2 separate regions of the Homo sapiens genome follow, and region 2 is linked to region 1. Evidence: chromatin loops called from intact Hi-C (ENCODE). Cell type or tissue: dorsolateral prefrontal cortex. All regions are shown on one strand. Links, peaks and the distances in the headings refer to the core of each region. The heading gives the core; the rest is flanking DNA. Region 1 holds the start of GRM3 (glutamate metabotropic receptor 3). Region 2 overlaps GRM3 (glutamate metabotropic receptor 3).

What was found. Peaks named below come from ENCODE experiments on the same cell type or tissue, not always from the same donor. Only the 100,000 strongest peaks of a DNase experiment are listed, where the experiment ranks them.
Region 2: a loop joins it to region 1, with 2.8 times the contacts of the local background. A loop is called at or near these places in 4 of 110 quality-filtered maps.

Annotation. Positions count from the first base shown.
Region 1 is chr7:86,640,439-86,647,870 of GRCh38, forward strand. GRM3 (glutamate metabotropic receptor 3) reads left to right here and starts at 3,471. Exons shown (of 6, transcript NM_000840.3): 1 at 3,471-4,434. In dorsolateral prefrontal cortex, for the core only: CTCF peaks have their summits at 4,438 (motif pointing right) and 4,647; DNase peaks (open chromatin) are centred at 3,423, 4,393, 4,493 and 4,902; H3K4me3 peaks cover 4,462 bases; H3K27ac peaks cover 4,704 bases.
Region 2 is chr7:86,704,187-86,711,618 of GRCh38, forward strand. All of the region lies in intron 1 of GRM3 (glutamate metabotropic receptor 3), which reads left to right. Among named protein-coding and RNA genes, the nearest start is that of GRM3, 64 kb to the left of the region's middle. RefSeq lists an enhancer at 4,036-4,560. In dorsolateral prefrontal cortex, for the core only: no CTCF peak of the experiment used is centred there; a DNase peak (open chromatin) is centred at 4,365; H3K27ac peaks cover 4,593 bases.

The sequences.
Region 1 (7,432 bases), core at 1,478-6,477:
GCACACTTCATTAGAGTTGAAGCAAGGAGAAAGTATATAAACCCTCACCCTGGGCTTGCATATTTAAAAGAACACCAAAAACTCTCTATGCTTGTATTCCCTACCTTTCTTTTAACTCTCTTATATTCCACATGGATTAGGGATACTCCACTCGAATCCAGCACAGGGGGTGTGACAACTCTTACTTTGGAATATGGAGTAATTGGCTCCTCTTTGCATGGAGGCTTCAGTCAAAAGCAAGACTAGAATACATTTATTTTTATATATTGCAACAGTAATTAAAATAAGAATTTACAGATGTTCTAAGGAGAAACGTATTTTTGAAAGAAGTTGAAAAGTGAATGAGGGATGCTTATTAGCAAATTAAAGAGAATTTTAGTATTATATATTTACAAGGACATATGTACTTTAAGTCCCCAGAATAGATCAGTCAATCCTATTCTTTAAAAAATTATACAGAGGAATTTACAGTCACAGGGCAGATGAAGCAAGTAAAGGCTGAAGCAAGAGGTATGGCCAGATGACTAGAAGGTTTAGGTAGCCATATAATTTAATGCCCAAACCTGACACTTTGAGAAATAAAATGAAGACTATGAATACATTCAGACAACAGATGTAAACCAGAACTGTTCTGCATAAATTGGATGCCTGATTACCCTATGTGACCAAAATAACAGTTCATTCCTGACTGGTAGTAGAAGGCAACAATGAAATTGATCTCTGAAGAAAAACAGAGGTTTGCTTCAAAGAGAACAGTGCATTTCTGACTGGTAGTAGAAACCAACAAAGAAATTGATCTCTGAAGCAAAATGGAGGTTTGCTTCAAAGAGAATGCTAGTGAGAGTAAACTATGGATCAGCATGGGGACATGGAAGCCATTTTATTTGTAATTAATGATGACAGTACTTCCATTTTCAACGTTTATTCTGGATGAAAGATGGGACACTTTACAGGCCATATTTATTTGTTTTTTGTTTTTGTTTGAGGTGGAGTTTCACTCTTATTGCCCAGGCTGGAGTGCAGTGGTGTGATCTTGGCTCACTGCAACCTCTACCTCCTGGGTTCAAGTGATTCTCCTGCCTCAGCCTCCCTAGTAGCTGGGATTACAGGCACCCACCACATGTTCAGCTAATTTTTTGTATTTTTAGTAGAGAGGGGTTTTCACCATGTTTGCCAGGCTGGTCTCAACCTCCTGGCCTCAGGTGATCCACCCACCTCAGCTTCCCAAAGTGTTGGGATTACAGGCGTAAGCCACCGCCCCCAGCCTACAGGCCATATTTAAAAAATCACTGTAAAGAAGTCCAAGTGTTAATGGTAAAGACTCCTAAGAAAAAACATCATGATTTAGTTACTCAAACAAATATAGATGAATTAGTGAAATTTAGATAAACTAATAAAAATATGAGCTACAAGGAGTGATCTAGATGCCCAAATACATGTGTTTCACTTGAAAAATATTTGAGAAACTTGATACATCAGATGTAATTAAGAAAAGGAACTAGGATTGTTTAGAAATGGAGCCCAGCTAGAATACTTGGGGAGGGTGTGAAGAGAGGGATAATGTAATCTCTTAATTGACATGTTACTTAGTCAGAGGTTTTTATTTAGACCTATCCCTTGAGGCTTTTAAAAGTAACTCGAAAACACACACACACACACACACACACACACACACACACACACACACCAACAAATAAACATTAAAAGCCAATCTATATTCCCGATCAATGACGAATTTAAACAGTGAAGACTAATTGCTTTCAATTAAATATGCTCAACAATTAAAATACCATCAGTTAACTATTATATAAACCAGGGATTTTTAATAGTAACTAATATTTATATGCTTCTTACATGGATTTACTAATCCTCAAAATAATTCTGAGGTATGAGCAATTGTTATTCCCATTTTACAGATGATGAAACTGACATATAGGCAGGTTAAGAAACTTGCCCAAGTTCACGCAGCTAGGAAGTGATGAAAATTCAGGATTCACATTGAGGAATTCCTTTGTGTGTATGGCGTAACGTGGGAGAGGAAAGAAGTGTCTCATCAGGCAATATCTGATAACAGACTGATAATTTGCCTCAGCATTTCAGCCTCTACTCACCACAAGCCTTAGTTAACAGCTAGATACAGACTATGGAGTGCAGTTTATCAGCACTTTCCGTTGTGCAAACATCAGCTACTTTTGTGTGTGTGAGACAAAAACATCAGCTCTCTTCTACTTCTCTCAATCCCAGCTAATTCTGATAAGGTCTTGGAAGCGCAAAATGATGTCTTCTGGAACGTTCTGAAAGAGACCAAAATCTACCCACACAGCTTCATGAGGATCTGAAGCCTTGCAGTGTATAAATCTTTATCTTTCTCATGTTCATGTCATTGCCCCTTGATATACAGTTGTCTATTGGGCAGACATTGTTAAAAGTAAATAAATTCTTAAAATTAAAATTAAATTCCTATAAAGATCTTTTTTTGGTGAACAATTCATGCTGGAAAATACTAATGAAACACAAAGGAAGAGGAATTTTGCTTGTACGTGGTCAATGCTATTGCATTCCAGAAAGAATACGTTGAAAGGGGGACTTCTAAAATTTTAGCATTTCACTATATAATAACACTTTATTTTTTAATATATTCAAATTTCTGGATCTAGTGGAGTTCACAATGAAATATATATATATATATATATATATATATATATATGCACATGTGTCTTTTAAATATTGCTGTCCCTCTAAAAGAATCAGTAGGTAAAATTATTTCTGTAGTTTAAAAGTTCTGGCTAGGTTACAAAAGACAGCAATTGTTAAACAACTTAACATTAAATATTAAAGACTAAATGTAGCATTTAAAGCATTAAGTTTAATTGTGTCTGGCTTCATATAATTCAGTCCTTGGTTAATACAAAGTTAGTATATTAGAGTACAAAAATTAATGAAGTTTCAATTTGGAAATTAAACAGTATGTGTTTCTAGACATAGAAAGATGCCTGGAATTTTACCTTTAGGATTTTATCTGTAGCTGGCAGCCTATTAAAGCTGTTTCCGCGTGCCTTTTTCTCTTTTGTGCCTACGTCACCGATTTAAGGTTCCTATTTATTTATTTATTTTTAAGAAGAAAGAAGAGGTTCTGTAGGAAACATTGACTGTATCCGACAACCATAGCAGGACTAGAGAAGGACCAATGAGGGGGTGCTGGGGGTAGCTTTAAGAGGCGAGGTGGTAGCAGAAAAGGATAAGAAGAAAGATAATTCAGCAGTCCCCTATAATCTTATTCCACCCAAGAAATTTGGGAGAATGCGAAAAAGCAGCAGCCCAGCATTCCCGGATGGGCGTGGCTTTTCTCCAGGGGCTGTCCAATTGAATTCCTTCAGAGGGAGAAGATTGATAAGGGTTGCTAGGAAACAGGAGCGTCTGCCTCCCGCCTGACCCAGAGATTGTTCTGCACAAACCCTCTCCAGGGGCTCGCAGTGTGCAGTTGAGTCGCGAGTACGGCTGAGCTGCGTACCGGCCTCCCTGGCTCTCACACTCCCTCTCTGCTCCCGCTCTCCTAATCTCCTCTGGCATGCGGTCAGCCCCCTGCCCAGGGACCACAGGAGAGTTCTTGTAAGGACTGTTAGTCCCTGCTTACCTGAAAGCCAAGCGCTCTAGCAGAGCTTTAAAGTTGGAGCCGCCACCCTCCCTACCGCCCCATGCCCCTTCACCCCACTCCGAAATTCACCGACCTTTGCATGCACTGCCTAAGGATTTCAGAGTGAGGCAAAGCAGTCGGCAAATCTACCCTGGCTTTTCGTATAAAAATCCTCTCGTCTAGGTACCCTGGCTCACTGAAGACTCTGCAGATATACCCTTATAAGAGGGAGGGTGGGGGAGGGAAAAGAACGAGAGAGGGAGGAAAGAATGAAAAGGAGAGGATGCCAGGAGGTCCGTGCTTCTGCCAAGAGTCCCAATTAGATGCGACGGCTTCAGCCTGGTCAAGGTGAAGGAAAGTTGCTTCCGCGCCTAGGAAGTGGGTTTGCCTGATAAGAGAAGGAGGAGGGGACTCGGCTGGGAAGAGCTCCCCTCCCCTCCGCGGAAGACCACTGGGTCCCCTCTTTCCCCAACCTCCTCCCTCTCTTCTACTCCACCCCTCCGTTTTCCCACTCCCCACTGACTCGGATGCCTGGATGTTCTGCCACCGGGCAGTGGTCCAGCGTGCAGCCGGGAGGGGGCAGGGGCAGGGGGCACTGTGACAGGAAGCTGCGCGCACAAGTTGGCCATTTCGAGGGCAAAATAAGTTCTCCCTTGGATTTGGAAAGGACAAAGCCAGTAAGCTACCTCTTTTGTGTCGGATGAGGAGGACCAACCATGAGCCAGAGCCCGGGTGCAGGCTCACCGCCGCCGCTGCCACCGCGGTCAGCTCCAGTTCCTGCCAGGAGTTGTCGGTGCGAGGTAAGGGTCCCAGAGGAGGACGTGTCCCTCTGGAGGGCGCCCAGCCAGGGCGCGGAAGCTCGGGTGCCGCGTGGGGCAGGCGCAGCCGGGAAAGTTGAGGTAGAGCATGGACCAGTCCCTACAGTCCTGACTGGAGTGGGAAGGGTGGAGGGCAGAGGCGATGTGGGTGTGCATGAGTGAGAGTTTGTGTGTGTGCGCCCACGTCTGTGTCTGGGAGGAGGGAGATTTCAGGGCATAGATCTGCGGCCAGGGTGCGAGAGGTGAAGGGACGAACTAGCACTCGCAGACCCCAGAGAGACCAGTCTCATCAGCCAACCACCTCCATCTCAGCTCTGGGCTCAGAATTTGTTTCTATTTGGGGGCTCCCTAAGGCTTTGTGCACAGGAATCCGTGGATACGGGCGGTTTCATGTGGGTGTGGAGGTTGCAGGCAGAGGTGGGCAACGGTCAGCGAGACCTGGTCCATGCAGCCCAGATAAGCTCCGAAGCCGGAGGCGGCCAGAGGTTTGCCCTCCCGCAAGCAGGGTTGGAAAGGAGCCTTAACTCACTGCCCTTTGCTCCTTTTGGCTTGAGTGAAAAATCGAAAAGCCAGACAGGGAGCATATCTTTTCATCGACCCTGTTCCATTTTCTTATCTGACAGTGAGATAACTCAGAGAGGGCGGGAGATTTGCGATCCAAAAATAGACTAGGTGATATATCCAATAAGCTTGTTTCTTAAGGATTTCATTTAAATTTCTTTCTAGTTATTCCTTGGGTTATCAAAGGTGGACAATTCTCTAAGGTACAACACTTTTAGGTAAATATATTAAGGAAGGATTCTCCCACTTTAAGTATTTTAGATATTGTAAATTTTGAAAAACAAAACTATACACCTCTAAAGATCTTTGGTTAAGGACTCAACTAATTTGCTTATAAAAATATTTCTACTATTTGAATAGTAATAGATATGTTTGGGGTCTATATGTAGGTACATATTGGAATATTCAAAGTTGAGGTTAATGTGAGTTGAGGTAGGTGTGAGTTAAGTACCAACAATAGTTCCTTAGAGTTTCTTTGCTTGAATTTCTTAGAACTGTCCAGCACAGCTACAGTATGTTTCTTTGTGGTGGGCGGGGGGGTGGGGGTGGGGGGGTGGGGGGGGGTGGGAGGGAGTTTAGGGGGTGGAGTCTGCTTTGGTTTATCTGATCACACACTTTAAGATTCCTCTCTGAATTCTAATTGTTTGCAGAAGTATATTCAATATAGGCATTACTAAAGTAATCTAGATTGCCACTATGCTAAACTATGGATAACAGTTCCTAACAAAGATGCTTAGGACACTCTAATGAATAAATATGATTCTATATTCCTACGTACCTTGTTTCTAAAATCAGCCCAATAGAATTTGAATATATTTGGAAGCTATTGTATGCCAGAAATTATTGTAATACTTTTCCTTTCACAATGGGTAGTGTTTTATATTTACAAAGATTTCTTACACCTGTAGACTTTAGCTGTCAATCTTATTGGGTTTTGATCACCCAGCAGGAGTACATAGATATTTTGAATATACATGCCCAAAGGCTATCTTATGTTCAGAGTAACACAGGAGCTCAGGATGGAAAATGAGGAAAGGAAGTCTTGAAACCTATACCTTAACAAATAAAACAATGAAATTCCAGAATATCTACCTTTATTAGATGAAAAAGAATATGGCAACAATACCTTTTAGCATTGAAACCCCTCCTGCCCCTAGATACTATATATCTAGGTATAAAACTGTGGTTTTATGAGTTAGGCCCTTACCAGTGAAATGTGAAACCTAAATCATAGAAAATTATGCCAGTACAATGAATAGGCCACACTTTGGAGCTTGAAACAGATGTCTTTCTATTTATTTAAATTGAATGGTATTTTTCAAACTTCAGGAATATATGATCAGTAACAAGAAAATGTGTGGAAAGCCACACACACAAAAAAATCTTATAATTAAAATATACTCTGTGACCTACTTATTTTTGCACAATGGGCTTTTTAAAAAGTTGTGGTATACATGTGAAAAGGAGTATAAATCCGATGATTTAACCCACAACTACACATATCAAAATGATGAGCTCATCTTTAATTTTATATCACTGTAATTAAAATTGGTAAGTTGAACAAATGCAAATATAACGAAATTGATTGAGCTTTATGTTTAAGTTGAAATTAATATTTGTATTGAATAAAAGAATGGGGATAATTGTCAAAAGCTCACTGCTTCACTTCTCTATGACAGGTGATTAGCTGGAATCACACAATTGAAGATGTTCTTATTTTGAAAGATTCTCAGCAATAACATTTTACAACTTCCCTGGGTACATTTTCCTCACTTTTATTTCATGTCGAACTATCTTTTTGCCAAATAAAACTGTTGTCTTTCTTGTCCATTCTTCTAATAGTGATCAGTCGCAAAATGAAGCATGAGGTTTTTCCAGGATACTAGCTACCTCCTGCCAAAATGTAGCACATTGGCTTGGGGGTGAATTTTCCAATTGTTTTCCTGCACTAAACATCATCCCAATATTCTACTAAACAAAAGAAATGAAAATGAATACCTAATCACTATTGTAAAACAAGGAGGGCAGGATTCAGTTACGCACACTGGAATGTGGCCAAAGTTCCAGCGTGAGACTTGTTTTCTCCAGGAGTAATTCTCAAAAAAAGGAGTACGTGTTTACTCACAGTTGTCTCACTTTGCTATTTTAAACTGAGTTTATTGTGCATTCTCACATCTTTTGAGACTCCACTAAATGGATCCAATACTGCATTAGATGAATTTGTTGAAATTGCTCCCAAGGAGGAGCATAAAATGATAGAAGATTATCTACCAAGTCTGAACACATAAAATGAGTATCATCATAGTAATCACTGAGACGGCAAAAACTATTAGCTCATACCCCTCCTTCTACTTCTAATGTAGGCTTGGTCCCCATAGCCTACTGTATTTTGGAGTACTTCAGTCCAGTCTGACTTTAA
Region 2 (7,432 bases), core at 1,657-6,656, 64 kb after region 1:
TCTCATTTCTTCATTGGCATTCAAACAGTTTTAAACTAAGTCTCTTCTTTATAGGTACAGATAAGAAAAATAGAATGAATTATTCTCAAGTTTTGATTAGATGCTTTCTGGGTTAACTAGATAGTTATGATTTATTCATAGGAATACATTAATGATCAATGATAGCAACACCAATATTTTTCCATTATCACCTAAATAATTCTTTAAAAATTCAGAACCTAACACTGGACCACAAAAGGAAATCATCGTTTCTAATGCATTTTTACTATGAACAAAAACATACTTAATATCTTCCTTTGTAAGTCCCAAAATATATGGCAGTCTTTAAATACTGTTCACAAACACACCACAGACAACATCAAACATTTAGTAGTTTGCAATACACCAAAGGAAAAATGATGATTTATTCAACTTTAATCGGCTCAATATTAATTTCATGAATTTTACACCTAGAGGATTCTGATTGCTGTAGTTCTTACCATGAATAAATTTTGCTCTTGAAAACTGGTAATTAATTCTTACACCTTGAAAGACTGAAAAACCTAGGCCTCTGAATACATTTACATGGAAATTAACATTCTTTTCTACTGTTTCTTTGAAATTTCTTTAGAGATTACCTTTCCTCGTTCTGTTCAGACTGTATCAAACATCCATTAATATAGTTCCTTTTTCTTTATATTCTCAAAGGCTTGGGGTTTAGAGAAACTTCAAGTGTGCAAAAATCTCAAAACTAAGGACAAGTCAATCAATGTTAACTATGAACTAATTTCTTTAATCTTGAGAATGGTGTTGAATGCTGTATTGTTAGGCAATACTGACATAGGCATCTAATTCACATATAGCTCTTCCCTTTATATAGCATTTTTTTGAACATCCAAAGGCAGTTTTAATAAGGGAACTTATGTATAATATAGATTATATTTTGATATGAAAATAAAATCTGGTAGGTAATGCTAAAATATAAATGAATGTTATAAAACTATTCCAATGAGACATTCCCAACAGCTCTCTATTTTTTCCTTCCTTCCTTCTGTCTTTCTTTTAAATTACCTGCCTTTTTCCTTCAATGTCATTTATTTTTCAATCTTTGGACCACTTATTTTCTCATTAAAGTGAAACACAAAGAATGGCTTTCATTACAACTCAGAGAGGTGAAGTACCAGTCAATTGGCACCAACATATAGTTTCCCTCACTGGAGAACTGAGAGAGTCATCTCTATTTCTCAATTTTGAGACAGACTCTTCACAATGAATAAGTAATTTGAAAATCAAAAAGACATTTTGATGAAAAACGAAGCTGAGGCTGAACTAGCTGCATGGTTTAAGTCATCTATAGGCTGAGTTGTGAGCAAGTAGACAAAGCTCTAGAAGCCTTTTAAATTTTTTTGTAAACATACTGACCCATGTATGCATACACTATAAAATCTGGCATTAAAAAGAGCACAAGAGTCTTTTCCTTTGTTTTGCATACATAATTTTGAGAAGCACTTTTTTGGATCAAATGCTGCAAACAAAAACAAAACAAAAAAGAAACAGTTTAGCCAAGTTCTAGTTTTTATTCTTGGGCTCTCTAATAATAATTTTATATCACCATGCTTATAGGACATAAATGTTGCCTGATCAATCTCATCTCTCCCCTTTGGAAAAACTTGTCTTTGAACCATTAATTTTTATATCATGTTTAAAGATCACAAAGCAAGATTATGCTGATGAAGTTTATTAAAAAATTTGGAAGGCAATTTTATAATAGCAAGTAAACACAAAAGTGTCAAAGCACCAGAAATACAGCACCAGACTTTTAGCCCATCTGCAGATAATCTGTCTAGGATGATAAAACTTGTCCTTTGTTTATACAAATCCATAGACTATTTGAATAGAAATTTTATAATATACACTACATTTCTAATTCTAAGGATAAATGAAAATTACTAAGAGACACAATTTATAATGAATTCATTGAAATATTAGACCATTTCAATTCTGACTTTCCTATAGTTTGGAAAATTCCTTTAGCCCTGAAGGTCAAGGCACAGTTTAGTGCTAAAAATACCTGTTAGAGTTTAAAGTAGGGTGAGTAGAGCCCATCCTTTTTCACAATTTGTTATCTCCATAAACAAAGCTATATTGAGAATTTCCTCTGCAATTTGTATGGTATGATAAAAGATGCTAAATTCAGCAGAGACCAGGGTCTCAGCTTTACAATCTAAAAGAACAGAGAGGATAGACACACAATAGACCACATATGTCAAATGGCAACTACAGATAATAAGCATTCAGAATAGGGGAGGTCACTTCCAGTTGGTGTTAGTCAAAGCAGGCTTTATGAAAGGCTTTGTGGTGGGCAGTATGCTGATGTGCAAGTGGTAAAACAGAGGACACTACAAATCAAGGAGATGACACTAATGGAAATGTAGAGTCAAAGGAGTGCAAGGCTCACATGGAAGCATATGGATCCGGGAGCTAAGAGCCAAGTGCACAGTTGTTGAATGAGGGAGAGAGGAGAGGTTACTCTAGTATGCCAGGCACATGATCTTGAACTAGGAACACTGACCATAGATTGGCATTGACAAAATGGGTTGATTTTTTTTTAAGTTGACTTTAATTAGCAAAAAAATAGCAATGTTAAAATAAACATTTCATAATTCACAATTTCATCATATTAACAAAGCAAGTATTTTTATTACTTTGTATTTCCTTACAGGGATTTGTCCATATGGCTGAATATTTTTTCCTAGAAGTTGTCATACAATTTTGCACTTAGATATTTTTCAGTGAACGTTATAACATCGAACATATCTCTGCTGCTTTTTAAAATTTTCTTTGAGGAAATATACTTCCCTAGAATACTAAATTAGACCGATAGCAAGAGTAGCTAAAAACAGAAGTAATTTCTTGATGAGTTTTTATAAACACACTTGTTTGGAAGGTCCTTGAGCATATCTACACTTTCCACATCTTGAATTTTCCAGACCAACCCTGATAACATTTTTTCCTATAGTCCTCCCCTCTCTATGACTGGTACACTCAGACAACAGATTTTTGTGATATATATTAATTTTATTCTGTAATTTTAGCAAACTGATTTGGATCACAAATATCCTTCACTTACTTGCAGTGTGAACTTAGGCAGCTTGCTAAGTTCTCTAAATCTTAGTGTTGTCCTCTACAAAATGAGGCGAATAATGATACCTCCTCCTAAGATTGCTGTGATGAATTAAGGAGGGCTTCCGTGACAGAGAGTGTGGACTGTGGTTAAGAACAAAGACTCTGGGACCATTTTGCCTGAATTCAAAATTTAGTTCTACTCCTGGCTCTGGGACCTTGGGCAAGTTATCTGACATCAACTTGCTTCATGAGAACAATGGGGATGATGATAATAATAGACATATATGTACTCCTGTCAGGGTTGATGCAGGGAACAAAAGAGCAAAGTGGATAAAGTGGCTTGTAATTGTGCCTGGCAGATGCATGTGCTATGAATGGGTTCATTATTATTACATAAAATGGTTGGCATAGTATTTAGATCATGGTAAGCAGCCAATAAGTGGTAAAAAGTAATTATAGATGTTACTTTTTACTCAAGCAGAATGCTTTTATCATCTCTCTTAATCAATGTTTGTTTTCCTTCCACTAAACCTGGGAGACATAAACCTAGTTTATTTAACAAACGATTATATAATATTTACCAAATGCCAGGCACTGATGAAAGCACTTTACAAATAGTTCATTTAATTTTCATTAAGAACCCTATGAAAAAGGTACTGTCATGATTCCCACTTTAAAAAATGAGAAGCGTGAATTACATAAAGGTTATATAATTAGCCCAATGTCACTGAGAGACTATATGTCAATTAATCGACTCCGGTACTAACAACAGATAGAACTGGGATTCTAAGCCAGTCTCTCTGGCTCTAGAGCCTACACTCTTAATTAACTATGGCACTGTGTGGTTTCCAAGAAAGGAAAACTTTCAACCCATAGGCCCTTTACTCATGCAACCTTCTGGGCCATATGCCAAGCACCATAAGCCCCCTTCTTGACACTTGAAGATCTATGGGAACAAGGCCTATAAACATTCAGGCTCCATGCCCAGTGGTCTCTATAGTTTGTATCACCAGTTCTCCAATCACCACCCCAAACACACATCCTACAGTGGCCACACATAGAAGCCTAACAGTTCAAGAGATGTCTGGGAAATTCCAAAAACAGAAGGCAGATGAGAAGCAGCAGGGAATTTTATCCATGAATGTCTTCACAGAAGAATCTAAATGCTGATTGAGGGCATGTTGCCCTCCATTGAGGAGAGACCAGCCCCTGCTGGCAGGAAGCTCAGCGTTGACAACAACTACTGAAAAGAAGGCGGAGAGCTTTGCCAGCTGGGGATAGACATCTGGCAAAGGATCAGAGGGGTGCCACGTCAACGAATCCACCCCAGAGCTGGATTTAAACACATTTCCTCTTGGTGCTATGCAAGAGCTTACTGAGTCCACTATTGGAAGAATAGAGCTAAAGAAATTCACCCAGAAGCAAATCAGTTTCAAAGTAATGAGGGCATAACTCCTAATTATGCATCATTAGAGAGCCCTCCTGACCAGAACATAACTGAGGCTGGCCAGAGTCTAGTCTGAGCATACCTTTAAAGTTTAAAATATTGAGCAACTAGGTTTTATTTAAGATTCATGTCTCCATATAAGCAAGGTGTAGGAGAGTTCCTTCACAATCAGCTAAGTAGCTCGAATCTCTGTCACACACATACATATACACACACACACACAAACAGAGTTAAAAAAAATCTTAATTTTTAATCTTAGAAAAAAGTTATAGAGACTATTTCACTTTGACACCTAAATTACAACCTACATACTCAAGGTTTTTTTTCATTTATAGTCAAAGTAATTACAAGCTTTGATTTCCCTATGTGCCCTTGTTTGAGTGCATTTAAGTAGCAATGAAGGCTGGGTTTGGCCCTGAACTCAAACTTTCAGACCGTGAGTTTTTAAGCCCAATTGTATTTTGCATTCCTAAATTTTTCAGTTATTCCAATTCTCTGTCTTCCTTAAGGTCCCCGTAACCGCAATGAGTTCCCCTAATTCACCCAACTCCACCACACTGCTCCATGGCTCTCCCCAGACAAACTTGCTCCCTACCCATCCTACTCCACTGCTTCATAGTTCCCCCTCAGCCAGCTAATCACTCATCTTATAGGAGGCTGCTTCTGCACCCTCATTCTAATGGCCCAAGTAAATTTTATTCTCTTGCATATCTACCTAACCAGGCTTCTCTTTGATTGTCAGTTTTGTATGGCCCCTTTATTTCAACATTCTCTCAACCTCAGGTAAGAAATGCCTCTTCCATCAGACCCAGCCTTGTGGTACCTTCGGGGGGGTGGGGGTAGCAAATGGAACCACTCTGCTCTCATCCCCAAAGATGGACACCTGAGATTCTCTGCTATCAGCTCACACCTGTCAGTGAGTCCAGTTTTCTTCTTTCCTAAGGGGTTTAGACCTTGAAATGATATCATATTAGTAGATACCAAAGTTCTATAAATTGTACAGATCTAGGAATGCTGAAATTTATAAAATTAGGATACACATCTGAGCCTTACCATAAATGTCTGTAACTAAAAAATGTATCAATATATATCCTAAGACTTAGTAGATGTAGTGAGACAAGAGTGGAAGAGAGACATGCAAGAAGTGTGAATTATCTTTGGATGACTTTAAGGAAACATTTGTCCTTGTAGGGACAATTGCAAAGTTAAGCAATGGGAATAACCTATTTGAGGAACCAATATGATGGCATGTCTTGCTATTAAAAAATGGAGCTAGCATTTCACATTATGCTCAAATTAAAGCGAGCATTTTCTTCTATCTCAAAGCCAAATTTGAGTATGACCTTGTACCCACAGCCACACAATAATCAAGAGACTACTTGTTCATAAGAAGAATAGGCTGCAAATGTAACTTCTATTGTCTTATCTTTTCATTTTTTCATAATGCAAATATGACCAATTAAAAATGTAAGTAATATAGTCCACTTATTTCTTTTCTATGAACTCCCTAACTTTGAATTTAGTTAGTTAAATTTAAAATGCCTATTTTTTTTCATTTCAACTCTAGAATTCTTATGCTCTCTTCTGCCATTCTAAGTGGTTATTCCTCTTCATGTTTTTCCTAAGTCTTCTAATACAAATGACTGTTGTTTTGAAATTTCACATTTGAATAAATTACGTTTATGTTTTATATTTACTGGGAAAGCAGATAGCCCAGGAAAAGTTAAAAAAAAAAACTTGTATAAAATAACTATAGAAGACTGAAGTACTTGATGTGCTTTTCTGAATTTCTATGTCCAAAAGTAAGCTGCTACTGTGTGTGTGTGGTGGGGGGTGGGGGGAGGGGGCGGGTGGTGGGGAGAGAGAGAGAGTGAGAGAGAGATTTCATTAACTTGGGGAAAATAGTTTTAAAAACATCCTAAATTTACAGTGGAATGAAGAAAATAAAGTTTCTTTCTCTGTAATTCCCAACTCTAGTAAACAGTGTATTTTCTCAGAGTCTGTAGAAGACAATATAGCCCAGTGGCTAAAGTTTGGACCTTACAACTAGATAATAACATGTCTTTAAAGTGTTACTATGTGTCAGTCAAATATAACAATAAACCAAAAGGTAGATTGTTATTATTATTATCTACATTTTACAGATGAGAAAACTCAGGCACAGAAAGGGTGCCTGAAGTCACAGTGTTAGAAAAGTGTTAAAGCCCCTGTTCCTCCTATCCAGGTTGTCTGGCTCCATTATTCATGCTTTGAACCACTCTTCATGTTGCTTCACTTAACTTGTAATCCTGGCTCTACCATGTAGTAGCTGTGTGGCCTTAGAGAAGTACTCTCTCTGAGCCCCACTTTCCTCATCTATAAAGTAGGGACCATAATAAAATATATTTCTTGTAGTAGGGGCTCAATATGATTTGTCTTCTCTAATTTAATTTAATTTAATTTAATTTTATTTTATTATTATTATACTTTAAGTTTTAGGGTACATTTGTGATAGAACAGTTGCCTGTAAAACATATATGACAGCTTTTGTGAACATTTAATAATGGACAATTTTGCAGAGCAAATCCTAATACGGAACAACAGAGCACTGCATGCACATATGTATATAAATATGTATGCATATATTAGGCCATATTTTCCTGAATTATTTTTGCAAAATATTTCCACAATATTATTTGGTGGCATGTTAAATATACTAAGCACTTTTCTACCATTTTATATACTTTTCCAGAATAAATTCCTTCATCATTTCCTTTTTACTTTCTCTTGTAGTCTCTGTTCCACTCCCATCATTGCACAACAATTACCCTATTCGTGATCATTGATATCTTTTAGCTGCCAAATATACTGGTCTCTATTGGTCTTCATCTGGCTTAGCTT